Regions from separate parts of the Homo sapiens genome. Here region 2 is linked to region 1. Evidence: chromatin loops called from intact Hi-C (ENCODE). Cell type or tissue: A673. All regions are shown on one strand. Each heading gives the region's core, and the rest is flanking DNA. Links, peaks and the distances in the headings are about the cores only.

Region 1 (8,432 bases), core at 2,260-7,259:
TGAGACAAGATCTCGCCCAGGCTGGAATGTAGTGGTGCAATCATAGCTCACTGAAGCATCATTGAACTCCTGGGCTCAAGGGGTTCTACTATGTTGCCCAGGCTGGTCTCCAACTCCTGGCTTCAAGTGATCCTCTCACCTCAGCCTCCCAAGCCTCTGGGATTAGAGGCACCCAGCTATAGCTACTTTTTTTCAACTTTCTTCTTTTGAATTATCTTCTTAGATGTGCCACTGCTCTCCTCAACTAAATAGAAAGTCCCAGACCTGGAGGGCCAGGGCCATGATGCATTTCTTTATGGATTTGTTAGTAATCATAGCTGACTTTATTGAGCATTTGCTATTTGACAGGCCTTATTCTGGGCATTTAACAAGCATGAGCTCATTTAATTCTGCCAACAACACTAAGGGGTGAACATTAATATTATATCTGTATATAGATGAGGAAACTGAGGCTCAAAGAAATCAAGTAAGTTATTCTGTGACTGACAGTTCTTAAGTGACAGGGTAACAATTCACACAGCCTGACTTAAGAGCCTGTGAGCTTAACCGTTACACTACTGCCCTCTGTGTTAAGGCTACAATAAAAAGCATTAATTACGATCTGATTTTATAAATACATGAAGGCAGATGAACAAGGATCAAAACTTAAGTCTTATTTTCCCATAGGACTATGTAGAGCACAGGAGTCTTAATTTTTATTTATTTGGTCTAAGCTCTACTAAGATTCCTTTCCTTCTCCAGGTTAAAAGGCCACTGCATCAACAGTAAAGGTATGATTTAAGTCACAGCTTCCCTGGTTATGCGGAGGACACAGGATTTAGCCTTGTACGTTGGTAATGTTTGCAAACAGTACAATATTGATTTTGGCTACAGCAATGAGAACACGAACAGTTACACATTATGTGCCCTTTCTGCTCAAATGAGAGCAAAGCCTTAATCAGGTCCAGACATTTAGAATCTTATATTAAAGAGAGATATATAGATATGAATCCAATAGATGCTTGCTTCTGTCATTTTACTTTAATTGTAATTTTGCAACCTCAACAACAGAAGATCCATTAGGCTTTCCCCCTCAATCAATACACAATATATTATCAGTCTAGACGACCAAAAATGACTTGTATAAAATATCAGCACGTTGCATTTTCATTATGTAAATGGAACTCTGCAGGAGAATTAATTGATTATTCAGTTACTATGGATCTGTCTCAGATGTCTTAGTGAGATAAGAGAGAAACTTATCAAGCCTCTCCAGTGGCTATAACTTAAAAAAGAACAAGGGGAAAAAAAAGAGAGAGAGAGAGAGAGTGAGAGAAGCAAACACAGAGTACATTTCACTTTCATTGGCAGCCTGAGCAAAACCTAGGAAATGCTGAGAGAGAGAAGAAATCCATTACCAAGTTTATTAGTGATGGAATGTCGAGAGTTATTAGGCTGGTTACTGTTTGGGGATCAACATTTTAAAAAACCACACAAACAAAACTGGGATATAGGCAGTGAGAGTCCTCTAGTTTTCTCCCCAGACTCTCAGTGCCCGAAGTAATTCATACCTAGGCCATATATAATTACAGCAGATTGTTTAAGTAATATACAGATCTATTTCTTTTTTCTTGCATGGGTGGAGGCTGGGGAATGAGGGAGAGATTTTATTTTTATCTTCATGACAGAATGAAGAAGAGGTATGCGAGGAGAAGACAAGTGGTTTCTACTGTCTCCCTCCCTTTTTAAGCATTAAAAAAAAAAAGCAAATGTTTCCATTGCTACTGCAAAAGTGTATTTCAGTTTGATGTAAATTGATGCCTTTGTTGTTTCATTTTTAAGAAACATTCAACAACCATATACATTAGGATCTCCCTTTGGTAGCATCGAGTCTGTACTGTCCTTATTCAGTGACACTGCTCTTGCCCAGAAGAGTTTTGGGATCTCTTTGGGGAAATTCCCTACAGAACATTTTGAGCACATTGTTTAGAGTTGTTTCCGTGGTCTTAAACATCAATCTGTTGAGGGGTATATTTAATTTTTTCAAATAGTCAAAATTCTTAACACACTGAGGTGAAAAGAGGATTGTTAAGATAGGGTAATATTTCTCTGGCTCAAAATGAGGTTTTGAAAAGCAACAAAAATGCCTGGTAATAAAATAATACCATTTTTTTGTGTGTGTTCAAAACTGAAGGCAAGTTTCAAAATATTGGAAACAATGACAGCATTGAGGAAGAATATATAATGATTCCTAAAGGTATCATTCTGGAAAACAGTCATCCTGGTTGTATTAAATATGACATTTAATACCAACCAAGCCAAATCAAGCCAAACAGCCTTAATACTTTATACTTTGTGTGTAAGCCAGGTTTTGCTGGTAAGAGCCTGGATGCTTAGCCTGGGAACAAAACATGGTGTATAACTGACTTTTGCAAGGGATTTCAATGTTGTGCTAGTTTTTCATTGCTGTTGTGACAGATTACCACAAACTTAGTGGCATAAAACAACACAAATGCTTTATCTTACTGATCTGTAAGTCTGATCAGAAGTCTGACAAGGTTGTGCTGAAATCACAGTGTTGGTGGAAGTATTCCTTCTGGAGGCTCTAGGGGACAATCCATTTTTTTCTTATTTCCAGCCTCTGAAGGCTGCCTACATCCCTTGACTGTGGCCCCTTCCAACTTTAAAGCCAAAGTCAGTGGTGGCCCGTTGAGTTTTTTTCACACTGGATGCAGTGGACTCTAACATTGACTCTTATGACACGTTCCCATTTTAAGGATCATTGTGTTGACCTTGTGTTCACACAAATAACCTAGGAGAATCTCCCTGTCTTAAAATCAGTGGCTTAGCAACCTTAATCCTCATTTGCGATACAATATATTCACAGGTTCTGGGTATTAGGATGTGGACATCTTGGAGGGCCATTATTTAGCCTGTCACAGATGTGGAACGAGCATTATTCTTATTCCTTTGAGATAACGTCTATTAAGTGCTTAGCTGCTTTTGGACCTATGGTGAGTATTAAACAAGGAGTACTTGACATGTTGATGTTCTGACTATTAGTATTAGTATTAGTATTAGTATTAGTATTAGTCATTCTTCCCCTTATTTCTTATTAAAATCAGAGTAAAATTCCAATGAGTAAGGAGTTTTTCAGCTACATATGAAGAAACATTAGTCATGAGAACTGTCCAAAGCTATCAATAGCTACCACATAAGATGTCCCTGTCACTGAGATGAGATTATGTCCTCCCAGGCTGGATAATGGCTTGGGGAGACACTGTAGAGAGAATGCTCACATCTGAGCTGATGGTCCTTCTACTCCTGAGGTTCCATCCTTTGTTGCCTCTGCAGAACTCCACAAAAACCGTAAGGTCCAACAACCTTTCTATTTTCTCCTAAGTTTTCCTTCTACTTTTCTCAGGAGTAGTCCTCACCCCTGACCAACACTGATATGCACCTTCATATGACATGTTGAAGGCAAAAATGACAAGCAGGTTTACCTTTGCTTTGGAAATGAATTTGCCTATTGTGCATGTTGGGCGTCAGCAACAAGAATTGCTGGGAATGGTAAGGAGAAAGTGCCAGGATCCGATGTTATGGATGTCAAATGCACTTCCCTGTGCTCCCCTCCCACCAGGATTCAATCTTACATTGGAACAAAAACCCAGAAAAATCCAGATGGTAGGTGGCATTTAAATCAGTTAGATGGATTGAGCTTTGTCTTTCTAATGAATGAGAATCATGAGACAGAATTTGCCATTTCTCACTGCTATCCACTTACCCAACCCCTTCCCAAGCTTCGGGGGCAGGGGACTTTCAAGTGCTATGGATACTCTTACAGACCAGATTAGGAGTCTAAGGCTTATTACTGGACTTAACTTCTGATGAAACATCATAAGTCAAACTGTAATAGAAGCTGTCCTGCATTGATGCAACAGGGGCCGGGGATTGTTTATAGTGGAGACCCCCACAGATATCCAGAATGATTCCCATCACAGTGGATAATAGGATTACTGACAGCATTATCTAAGTCCAATTACTCCTGAAAGGTGGATATGTGGAAATATCCTATCTCCGAGAAATTTTCCTTCAGCCTTTAAAGGTGATCAAATCCTTCCCATCTAATAATATAAAAACTGAGCAATATCTCTTTTGATTTGGCTACTCTATCCAAGCATAGTCTATTTTCTTCTTTTTTTCCCAAACAAAATGAAACTTAAGAAAAAAGTTTCCAAAACATTGTCTACATTCTCTGTGTTCATATTCTCTCCTCCTACTCACTTCTCTACCCAATCCAAATGAGTTTCTTTCCTATCTCTTTACTAAAATGACTCTTGATTTACTTCTGATCTTTGTTTCAAGATCTCTCTTAGAGAAGCCATGTAATCTCCAGATTTAGTCATCTGTGTATACGGAAAACTTTGCATATATACACTATCGTGATTAATTACTCTTAACATATTGGGTTAATTTTGCCCATAGAAAGTACTCAATAAGTACCAGATTAATAAATGTATGTATATTTGTTGCCAGCTAAAATCCTTCCCACTGTTCATCCACTGCTATGGCTATACATAAAGCTGTTGCCTGAAGAGTTTAATTTTTGTTGAGTTTCAGAAGGCAAAAAATAATGATGATGAAGTAATCTAGGGGAGTAGAGCTGGCTATATATTGAAATCTTAACTGAAGGTATGGACTTATATAATTGACTGTATATCATCCTGACTGACATCTTCTTGGACCAATTGAGACAATTCTATGCCTTGTGAAATTGGCTGAGGCAGTCAGCTTGATTGATCCAGTATAGTCAGGAGCTTTACTGGAAGCAACAACCCACTGTAGTGCTGGTGCAGCGTAATTGTATAGCTACAGTTTTTCTGTTGGTATAGAGCAGTGTTTCCTTCCTTCCTTCCTTCCTTCCTTCCTTCCTTCCTTCCTTCCTTCCTTCCTTCCTTCCTTCATTCCGTCCTTCCTGTCACACTAAGAAATACAATTTCTATTACAATGCACACATTTATACACATATAACTGAAGATAGAGTGCCATAAAACAAAATTTATCCTTATTACATTAGACACATTCTGATATTTGCTATTGCATTCTATGTCACTTTTTTAAATACTCATTGTGATCAACTGATTTGATTTTATGAACTATTGATGAGTTTTGACCTGTACTTTGCAAAAGACTGACTTAGACAAAGTCCACTTATTCCAGCCCCTGGGTTTATTGAGGTATAATTGGTAGAAAAAATTGTAAAAATTTAAGGTGTATAGTATGATAATTTGATATACATACATTGTGAAGTGACTGGCACTCAAGTTAATTAACACATCCACCACCTCATATAGTTAGTATTTGTGTGTGTGTATGTATGTATGTATGACAGCATTTAATATCTATTTTCTTATTAAATTTCAAGTATACGAAAGTATTAACCATAGTCACTATACTGTATATTACAATCCCATAACTTATTCATTTTAACTAAATGTTTGTACATTTTGACCAACATCTCTCGATTCCCCCACCCAGCTGCTCAGTCACCATTCCACCTTCTGCTTCTGTAAATTTGACTTTTTTAGATCCATATAAAAATGAGATCAGATAGTATTTGTCTTTTTTGTCTGATTTATTTTGCTTAGTATAATGCTGTCAAGGTTCAAACATGTTGTTGCAAGTGGCAGGATTTCCATCTTTTTAAGGATAAATAATATTTCATTGTATATACATACTACATTTTTAAATGAATTCATCTGTCAGTGGACACTTCGTTGTTTCCATGGCTTGGCTATGTAAAGCTGTAACAAACATGGGAGAAAAGATATCTAAGATCTTGATTTTGTTTCCTTTAGGTATATAACCAGACATGGGATTGTTTGGTCATTAGGTAGCTCACTTTTTTTGTTTGTTTTTGAGGGAGCTCCATACTGTTTTCCATGATTATTGTACCAACTTACATCCCCACCAACAGTTCACAAAAGGTCCCTTTTCTCTACATCCTCACAAACACTTAATCTCTTCTCTTTTTGATAATAGCCATCCTAATAGGTGTCATGTAGTATCCCATTGTGGCTTTAATTTGTGTTTCTCTGATGATTACTGATGTTAAGCACCTTTTAATGTACCTATTGTCCATTTGTATGCCTTCCCTGGAAAAATGTCTACTCAGGTCCTTTGTGTCAGGCCCCCGAGCCCATGCTAAGCCATCATATCCCCTGCGACCTGCAGGTATACATCCAGGTGGCCTGAAGTAATTGAAGAATCACAAAAGAAGTGAAAATGGCCTGTTCCTGCCTTAACTGATGACATTACCTTGTGAAATTCCTTCTCCTGGCTCATCCTGGCTCAAAAGCTCCCCCACTGAGCACCTTGTGTCCCCTGCCCCTGCCAGCCAGAGAACAACCCCCTTTGACTATAATTTTCCACTACCTACCCAAATCCTATAAAACGGCCCCACCCCTATATCCCTTCACTGACTCTCTTTTCGGACTCAGCCCACCTGCACCCAGGTGATTAAAAAGCTTTATTGCTCACACAAAGCCTGTTGGTGGTCTCTTCACACAGACATGTGTGAAATTTGGTGCCGTGACTCAGATCGGGGGACCTCCCTTGAGAGATCAATCCCCTGTCCTCCTGCTCTTTGCTCTGTGAGAAAGATCCACCTACAACCTCTGGTCCTCAGACCAATCAGCCCAAGAAACATCTCACCAATTTTAAATTGGGTAAGCGGCCGCTTTTTACTGTCTTCTCCAAGCTCTCACTATCCCTCAACCTCTTTCTCCTTTCAACCTTGGCGCCACACTTCAATCTCTCCCTTCTCTTAATTTCAGTTCCTTTCCTTTTCTGGTAGAGACAAAGGAGACACATTTTATCCGTGGACTCAAAACTCTGGTGCTGGTCACGGACTCATGAAGACAGTCTTCCCTTGGTGTTTAATTATTGCGGGGACGCCTGCTTTGGCTGCTCACCCATATTGCAGCGCAGGGCTGCTCACCCAACCCCTTCTCTCTGTGTCTCTACCCCTTTTCCACTTTCCCGGGGGGCAAGCACCTCCCACCCCTTCTCCACTTTCCTGGGGGGCAAGCACCCCTCACCCCTTCTCTCCATATCTCTACCCTCTCTTTTCTCTGGACTGGCCTCCTTCTCTACAGGCAACCTTCCACCTTCTTCTCCCTTAGCCTGTGTTCTCAAGAACTGAAAACCTCTTCAACTCACACTTGACCTAAAACCTAAATGCCTTATTTTCTTCTGCAATGCTGCTTAACCCCAATACAAACTCGACAATGGTTCCAAATAGCCAGAAAACAGCACTTTCGATTTTTCCATCCTACAAGATCTAGATAATTCTTGTCATAAAATGGGCAAATGGTCTGAGGTGCCTGATGTCCAGGCATTCTTTTACACATCAGTCCCTCCCTAGTCTCTGTTCCCAATGCAACTCATCCCAAATCTTCCTTCTTTCCCTCCCACCTGTCCCCTCAGTCCCAACCCCAAGTGTTGCTGAGTCTTTCCAATCTTCCTTTTTCACAGACCCATCTGACCTCTCCCCTCCTCCCCAGGCTGCTCCTCACCAGGCCAAGCCAGGTCCCAATTCTTCCTCAGCCTCCGCTCCCCCACCCTATAATCCTTTTATCACCTCCCCTCCTCACACCCAGTCTGGCTTACAGTTTTTTCTGTGACTACCCTCCCCCACCTGCCCAGCAATTTCCTCTTAAAAACGTGGCTGGAGCTAAAGGCATAGTCAAGGTTAATGCTCCTTTTTCTTTATCCGACCTCTCTCAAATCAGTTAGTGTTTAGGCTCTTTTTCATCAAATATAAAAACTCAACCCAGCTCATGGCTCATTTGGCAGCAACCCTGAGATGCTTTACAGCCCTAGACCCTAAAAGATCAAAAGGCCCTCTTATTCTCAATATACGTTTTATTACCCAATCCACTCCTGACATTAAATAAAACTCCAAAAATTAAATTCTGGCCCTCAAACCCTGCAACAGGACTTAATTAACCTCGCCTTCAAGGTGTACAGTAATAGAGAAGAGTTGCAATTACTTGCCTCCACTGTGAGAGAAACCCCAGCCACATCTCCAGCACACAAGAATTTCAAAACGCCTACGCCACAGTGATCAGGTGTTCCTTCAGGACTTCCTCCCCCAGGATCTTGCTTCAAGTGCTGGAAATCTGGCCACTGGGCCAAGGCATGCCTGCAGCCTGGGATTCCTTCTAAGCCTTGTCCCATCTGTGCGGGACCCCACTGGAAATCGGACTGTTCAAGTCACCTGGCAGCCTCTCCCAGAGCCCCTGGAACTCTCGCCCAAGGCTCTCTGACTGACTCCTTCCCAGATCTTCTTGGCTTAGAGGCCGAAGACTGACACTGCCCAATCACCTCGGAGGCTTCCTAGACCATCACAGATGCTTTGGGTAACTCTTACAGTGGAGGGTAAGTTCAAC
Region 2 (8,432 bases), core at 1,937-6,936, 120 kb after region 1:
TTCACAGCTCTCTTTAGGATGGGAAACTGCTGTTGTAATGAGAAGGATTTTGTAGAACCTCCCATGTGCATGTGGAGAAAAGAAATTCTTCTATGATAACAACTTCCCAGAGGACTCACATATTAATCAAAAGCTCTTCCCTCTTTGTTTTCTTTCTGTTAGTAAAAATAATCCTACTGACACTAACTGCCTGTCTTTGGAAATTAGGGTAATAAGAGCTGGAGCTTTAATATTTAAAACTGTTTCATGCTTATGTTAGGGGGTTATATGCTCTTCCTCTAATCAACGTACGTTCTCTGATGTTGTTTCTCTTTACCAATGTTACTTAGCTCATGGAGAAGGGTGGTGATTTTGCCTATTATTTGTCAAGAGGAGGCAGAGTCTTAAAATGATTTAACCTCTCTTCAGTGTTTGGTGAAAGAAAGACCCTAGGAACTCAAGCTTTCCATTTCATAGCCTATTGGTAACCCCTATTTTTACTTATTTTAATGAATAATTAGGTAAGACTTCTTCTTCCATCGACCTATAACCACTTCAGCTCCAGAGAATGAAAGTAGGTGCTCCATTGAGCCAACGATTATTACTGAGCCCTTTCAGAAGACAGCAAATGTAACAGGACACTTAATGAGTGATCATTACATGTGGCAGACACATTAAATGTTACAGGCAAGTAATAATTTAACATACAAGGAAATCAAGGTCAGATAAACTAACTGTGCTTGAAAGTCAACATTTGAACTCAGAACATTTGAATCTAGAGCATGCTTATATAACCATATCATCTAACTGTTTCCTAACACAGAGCATGCTTCTAACTCACATATGATAAGACTGTGTTGCTTCTTGTCTAAAACCAAGAATTATAGTTTATATCCATTTCTGATGTTTAAAACTGTAATAACAAAATAAACTCAACCTTATCTTTTCATAAGGAGGGGGAGTCTGGAAGAGGTGAAGTTGGAGGTAGGAAAGGGCGCACAAGAATGTATGTACCCAGACATTTGCCAGAAGTATTCCAATTGCACATTTCCCTACTGGGTAAATTATCATTCCCTGTCTCTCATTAGATTAGGCAGATATGGAATTATTGCTCATAGAATGTTATTTCTTAAAACTTTCTCTCTCAAAGGCATGCATTTTGGAAATAAGATCTTACTCCTCCAGGGAAGTCAGAATCTCAGTTGTTTTGCCATGAAACAAAGTGATGTCTGCATTAATGTGCTGCCTTCTAAATATCTCAGAGAACTTTCCTTGAATGAACTTATTTTTCCTCTCAACACCCTGGTGAGATGACAGGTGGCAAACACTATTAATCCCATTTTGCAGATGAAGAAATACTGCTAATCCTCGATTTCTATTTGAAGAACATGCTATGCCCTGGAGTATGTGTCAGTTTATACATCTGTTTGGTTCCACCAAACATCTGAGAAATATTATCTATGAGCTCTGAGTTCTTTTTTTTTCCTCTAAGTTTTAAATTTGTCATTTACATCTCTGAAATCCTAAGAATTGCTACATTTAGGTGCTGAATAATATGGTCTAGAAAGAAACACCTATTAGGAAGTTGAGACGCTTTTCCATTGTCTGAAACATTTAGCAATACAAGATGGGAATTCATATTAGAAAAACAAATCTGAAGGAAAGTTATATTTCTTTTAACTAACAGGGAACTCATGAAGGCACTGGTTAATGCTGAAGCAGTGAAAGCGGAAAAGTCATAACATGTACTCTTTACTCAAAGGGAGTAACACCTCATTCCTTTATACCTGTGTCAGAAATGAGCAATGGTGACTTAAATTGGGTTTAGATAGCATAGGTCAATCAGAATAACAGTGAACTGTAGTCATGCCCAAGTTCTCAGAAACCATCTGAATGGTTCTAGAATCAGAAGCATAAATTTGACATTTGGCATAGCTTATACATGACAGTAATAACTATTAAATGAATAACTACAGTGTTTGACATTGTGTTGTGTATCTTGCATTATCTTGTTATAGGAGGACAAAGGCAAGAGCTACAGCTGAATACTTGGCAAGGTCTGCTGAAGTCTTTTAAGCACCACGTTGTAGCCCATTCCCACACAGCTGTAGTAGAGCAGCATGGACAGAGGAAGCAATGATGAAATAGCTCTAGATAACTTCACTTAATGTCGGGGTGGATCGTATGTTGGAAATATTGTATGTTGGAAATATTGTCAGAAAACACATTTTGATTATCTTTATTCTAAATACCAAATAGATGCATGGAGAGTAATGTAGATGTACTTTGACTCCAAAACAAAAGGGAAACACTGTGTTGGATTCTAGGTGAACCATTAGAATGACAGGTATCATTTCTCAATTGGATTATTTTCATATCCTTCTTCCTGGCCTCTCAGGCTACACTATTTTCCCCCTCCATTCTATGCTCATCTGCTACAAATATGATTTTTGTAAAACAAAGATAGTGCTACTTTCTTCTGATTTTAAATATTGTCTTTATCAAATAAGGATCCATCACCTATTCGATAAATGCAGACTTCTTCCTTAGTGTCTAAGACAGCTTTCCACATTTTTCTACAGCTGGTCTCAACTGCGTTTGTAAACCTTTTCTTTAACATCAACCCTATACAACCTATGTTTCAGCCAAATTCAGCCAAACTAGAGTGTATTTGGAACTTTCACATCTTTTTTCCTTTAATATTCTCTCTTTCTCCCTTTCTGTCTCCCTTTCTTTTTTAAAATAGTCGTATATAGAGAGAGACAGTTCGCAAATCATAAAAGTCATTCATTTAAAGTGTACAATTCAGTGGTTTTTAGTGTACTTATAGAATTGTGTAATTTTTTACTACAGTATAATTTTACATTTTTGCTACATGCAAAAGAAACTACATACCCATTAGCAGTCATTCTCCAATCCCTTCCACTTCCCATCCCACTTCCAACTCCCAGTCCTGGGCAACCACTAATCTACTTTCTATCTGTACAGATTTTTCTATTCTTGACATTTCATATGCATGGAATTACACAATATATGGTCTCTAGAGACTAGCTTCTTTCATTTAGCATAATATTTTTATGGTTCATCTAATGTTGTGGATCTATCAGTACTGCATTCCTTTTTAATGTCAAATAATATTCCATTGTATAGATAGAGATGGTTTATTTATTTCATCAATTGATGGTTTATTTATTTCCTCAATTGATTCACATTTAAATTGTTCCCTCCTTTTGCCTATTTTAAATAAGATTGCTATGAACATTCACCTGCAAGATTTTTGCATGGACGTATGTTTTGATTTCTCTTCATTTCATCCTTGGAGGAGAATTGCTAAGTCACATGTTAATTCTGTTCAAACTTTCTGTAAAACTGCCAAATTGTTTTCCAAAGCATCTGCACCATTTCATGTTCCCACCAGCAATGTATGAGGACTCCAATTTCTTCATATCTTTGACAACACTTGTCATTGTCTGTCTTTGGTTTTAACATTTCTATTGAGTGTTAAGGGATATTTTACTGTAATTTTGATTTGCATTTTGGCTCGAATGGTTTTTCATGTGCTTATTGGCCATTTGTATGTCTTCTTTGAAGGAATATCTATTCATATCCTTTACCATTTTTAAATTGTGATACTTATCTTTTTGTTGAGCCGCAAGGATACTTTATATTAATATATTCTGCATGCAACACCCTTATCAGATATGTGATTGGAGATATTCTTCTATTTTCTGGGTTGTCTTTTCATTTTCTGATGATATCATCTGAAGCATGAATCTTTATTTTGATCAAATCCATTTAATTTTTAGTTTTGCTTCTTTCACTTTTGTTGTCCTATCTAAGAGGACTGCCCAACCAAAGTCATGGAGATTTCCTCGATTTTTGTTGTTTTTATTTTTGTTTTTCTTTTTTGAGATGGTGTCTCAGTCTGTCGTCCAGGCTGGAGTGCAGTGCCATCACGGGTCACTGCAGCCATGATTGCCCGGGGTCAGGTGACTGGATCCTTCTATCTCAGCCTCCTGAGTAGCTGGGACCACAGGTGTGTGCAACCCTGCCTGACTAATATTTTTATCATTTGTAGAGATGGGGCAGGCTTGTTATGTTGCCCAGACTGGTCTCAAACTCCTGGGTTTAAGTGATCCCCTGCCTTGCCCTCCCAAAGTGTCGGGATTACAGGCATGAGCTACTTACTGTGCCCAGCCAGATATTTATAATTTTAATTCTTACATTTGGTTCTGTGATCCATTTAAACATTGTTATTTAATTTTTTAATACATAATGTACACATTTTAGGGATACTCATGATAATTTGATACAATCATATAGTCAAATCAATGTAATTGGGATATCTATCACCTTAAATATTCTTTTCTTTATGATAGAAATATTTGAATTATTCTAGCTATTTTGAAATGTACAACCGATTAATGTTAATTATAGTCACCTTACTGATTTGTCAAACACCAGTTATTCTAAGTGTGTTCTTATACCCATTAACCAACCTGTCTTCATCCCCGCTTCCCCCTAATCTTCTGAACCTGATAACTACCAGTCTTCTCTCTATCTTCATGAGATCCACCTTTTTAGCTCCCCATATGAGTGAGAACATATGCTATTTGTCTTTCTGTGCCTGTCTTATTTCACTTAACATAATTACCTCCAAGTCCACCCATGTTGCTGCAAATAATAGGATTTTTTTATGGCTGAATAACATTCCATTGTATATATGTATCACATTTTCTTTATCCATTCATCTGCTAATGGACGCTTAGGTTGATTCCATATTTTGGCTACTGGAAAAAGTGCTGCAGTAAACATGGGAATACAGATATCTTTTCAATATATTGACTTCCTTTCTTCTGGATATAAACTCAGTAGTGGAACTGCTAGATCATATATAGTTCTATTTTTGGTTTTCTGAGGAAATGCCATACCATTATTCATAGTGGCTGTACTAATTTACATTCCCACCAACATTGTATGAGACTTCCCCTTTCTCCACATCCTCGCCAGCATGTGTTATTTCCTGTATTTTTATATAAGCCATTCTAACTGGGGTGAGAATGTAGTTTTATTTGCATTTCTCTGAATAATGGTGTTGAGAATTTTTTATGTACCTGTTGGCATTTGTATGTATTCTTTTGAAAAATGTCTATTCAGATTTTTTGCACATTTTTTAAATTATTTGTTTTTTGCTATTTAGTTGTTTGAGCTCTTTATGTATTCTGATTATTAATCCCTTGTCTGACGGATAGTTTACAAATACTTACTTCTCCCATTCTGTGGATTGTTTTTTCTCCCAGTTTGTTGATTGTTTCCTTTTGCTATGCTGAAGGTTTTTAGCTGGATATAATCCCATTTGTCTATTTTTGTTTTTGTTCCCTGTGCTTTTTGAGGTCAAACACAAAAAATCTTTGCTGAGACCAATGTCCTGCAGCAGTTCACAAATGTTTTATTCTAGTAACTTCATGGTTTCAGATGTAAGATTTGTCTTCAATCTACATTGATCTGATTTTGTGTAGGGTCAAAGAGCAGGATCTAGTTTCATTCTTCTGCCCCTGCTTATTTATTAAAGAGACTGTCCTTTCCCCCACTGTATGTTCTTGGAGACTTTGTCAAAAGCGAGTAGACTATAAATGTGTGGATTTATATCTGGGTCCTTCATTCTGTTCCATTGGTCTATATGTCTGTTTTTATGCCACTACCATGCTAATTAGGTTACTATAGCATTGTAGTATATTTTACCTTATTTATTTTATTTTTAACTTTTATTTTTTGGTTTGGGGGTACATGTGAAGGTTTGTTGCATTGGTGAACTCATGTCATGGGGGTTTGTTGTACAGATTATTTCATCACCCAGGTATTAAACCCAGTACCCAATAGTTATATTTTCTGCTCCTCTCCTTCCTCCCACCCTCTCCCTTGCATATCGACTTCAGATTTATACTACCTTAATTCTAATCTGATAGGGAAACTTTACTTGTATAGCTATATTCTTTCATTTTCATACTTGGTGTATCTATATATGTTAGAAACCCAGCCATACATTTTTGCGATTAATATATGCATTTTTTTTCTTTTAAAGAAGGCGAGAGAAGGAAGGTGATATGGTTTGGCTCTGTGTCCCCACCCAAATCTCATGAAATTTTAATTCACAGTGTTGGAGGAGGGACCTGGTAGAAGGTGACTGGATTGTAGGGATGGATTTTCCCCATGCTGTTCTCATGATAGTGAGTTCTCATGAGATTTGATGGCTTAAAGTGTGTGGTACCTCCTCTCCCTCTCTCTCTCCCCTGCTCAGCCATGGTAAGATGTGCTTACTTCCCCATTGCCTTCTGCCATGATTGCAAGTTTCCTAAGGCCTCCCAGCCATGCTTCCTATTAAGCCTGCAGAACTGTGAGTCAATTAAACTTTTTTTCTTCATAAGTTACTCAGTCTCAGGTAGTTGTTCATAGCAGTGTGAGAACAGACTAGTACAGAAAGCAAACAAGTTTGTATTTATGGTGTTAACTTTCATCTTTACCACTTTTTGTTCTCTTCATTTCATACTTTGTATTTGATTTACCATTCACTGCATTTTTTCACTTCCATTTCTCACTTCCATACAGCTTTGTTCCCACCTGTCTCCTTTGTGCTATTTTTTTTTACCAATATATTACATTTCTATATGTCACAGGCCTAACAATGCAATTATATGCATATTGTTTTATACAATTACTCCTTAAATAAGAGAAGAAATGAAAAGAACTATTCAGTTATACTGTCATTCATAATTACCTACATAATTACCTTTTTCAGTGTTCTTGATTTTTATGTGTACATGGGAATTACTTTCTGATGTCGCTTGTGTTTAAACAAAACGACTTCCTTTCTTATTTCTTACAATACAAGTTTGCAAGGAATGAAATCTCTGTTTTCATCTGGGTTGTTGTTTTTGGCTTTGTTTTTCAAAAATACTTTTACTGGATATAGGTTTTCTGGTGTTCGTACTCTTTTATTCAGAACTTTAAATATGTCTGTTTACTGCCTACTGACTTCCACTGCTTCTGATGAAAATGAGCTCTTCATCTTATTGGAAATCCTTGTATCTGATGAATTGGTTTTCTCTTGCTGCTTTTAACATTTTGCCTATAATTAATGCATCTTATGATAGATTCTTTCATGTTTATCATTCTTGGACTTCGTTGAGCTCCTTAAATGTGTAGATTAGTGTTTTTCATCAAATTTGGGAAGGTTTTATAACTGTTTTCTCAAATTTTTAAATTTTATTTCTTTTTTTTTCCTGATACTCCCCTTATGTGGGTATACTTGATGGTGTCCTGCATTTCTCGGAGACTCTCTTCATTATTCTCAATTCTGTTTCCTCTCTGTTCTGCAGACTTTATCATCTCTATGATCTATCTTCAAGTTCACTGACTTTTTTTGGCCATCTCATGTCTATTGTTGGGTTCTTTGTGCACTTTTTATTTTAATTATTGTACTTTCAGTTTCAGAATGCCCATTTGGTTCTTCTAAATAATTTTCATTTCTTTAGTTGAGTTATTGTCATCATCCTTTCTACTAATTATTTAAGCATAGTTCCCTTTAGGTCTTTGAAAATATTTACAAAAGTCATTTTGTAGTCTTCTCTTTTTGTGTATCCCCTGCAGGGCAGTTTCTATTGTCTGCTTTTTATTGCTATAGATGAGTCATACCTCCTTGGTTTTAGTTTTTTTCTTGATGTCTCATTTTGTTATTGTGGAAAACTGGAGATTTTAGATAATGTGTTGTAGGAACTCTAAATATTGGCCCTTTTCCCTCTGAAGCCATTGTTGTTGTTGTCTATTTATTTGCTTGTTTGTTTTTTAGTGACTCAGTTGGACTAATTTAGCGAAGTCTATTTCCTCTGCAGTTCGCAGCCTCTGATGTTGGTCCTTACAGTTTCCAAGCTTGGATATGCACAAAATGTTTCTGACCACCAGCAATATCTGTGGTTTTAGCTATGCTCTCTTTAACTTTCTCTTTAACCTGTTATTAACAAAATCTGGTTGTTCTGCTACTATTGGTATCAACCTCAGCTATTAGCCTCCACTAATTGCTAAGTAATAACTGCAATGTTTTCAACATACCTCTCACCCCAATCCAGTCAGATCCAACTGAAGTTTGAAGTCTGACCCTGGCAGGGGCCCTTTTTCAGGCTTTCTCAGATGCTCCTGAGGGCAGAAAATTTGTACTGTGGAGAAGAGAATTATGAACTTGGTGGGAAACTCTTATCAATTACTCTAAATGGATCCTCCCTGTAGCAGGAACTACACAAGTGTGTGTGTGTGTGTGTGTGTGTGTGTCTGTGTGTGTATGTCTGTGTGTGTGTTTGTACTGAGGACAACCGGTGTTGCTACCATGCTGCATCAACCGCCTAAAGCCAGAGAAGATGGAATTTGCCAATGCTCATCATCTGCCAAATCTCACCAGAATA

What was found. Peaks named below come from ENCODE experiments on the same cell type or tissue, not always from the same donor. Only the 100,000 strongest peaks of a DNase experiment are listed, where the experiment ranks them.
Region 2: it touches region 1 in a loop (8-fold over the local background); 1 of 110 quality-filtered maps calls a loop at or near these places.

The regions. Positions count from the first base shown.
Region 1 is chr1:163,585,147-163,593,578 of GRCh38, forward strand. No RefSeq gene overlaps it. Among named protein-coding and RNA genes, the nearest start is that of NUF2, 270 kb to the left of the region's middle. In A673, for the core only: no CTCF peak of the experiment used is centred there; DNase peaks (open chromatin) are centred at 3,865 and 4,765; H3K27ac peaks cover 4,832 bases.
Region 2 is chr1:163,702,167-163,710,598 of GRCh38, forward strand. No RefSeq gene overlaps it. Among named protein-coding and RNA genes, the nearest start is that of NUF2, 380 kb to the left of the region's middle. In A673, for the core only: no CTCF peak of the experiment used is centred there; a DNase peak (open chromatin) is centred at 4,975; H3K27ac peaks cover 1,492 bases.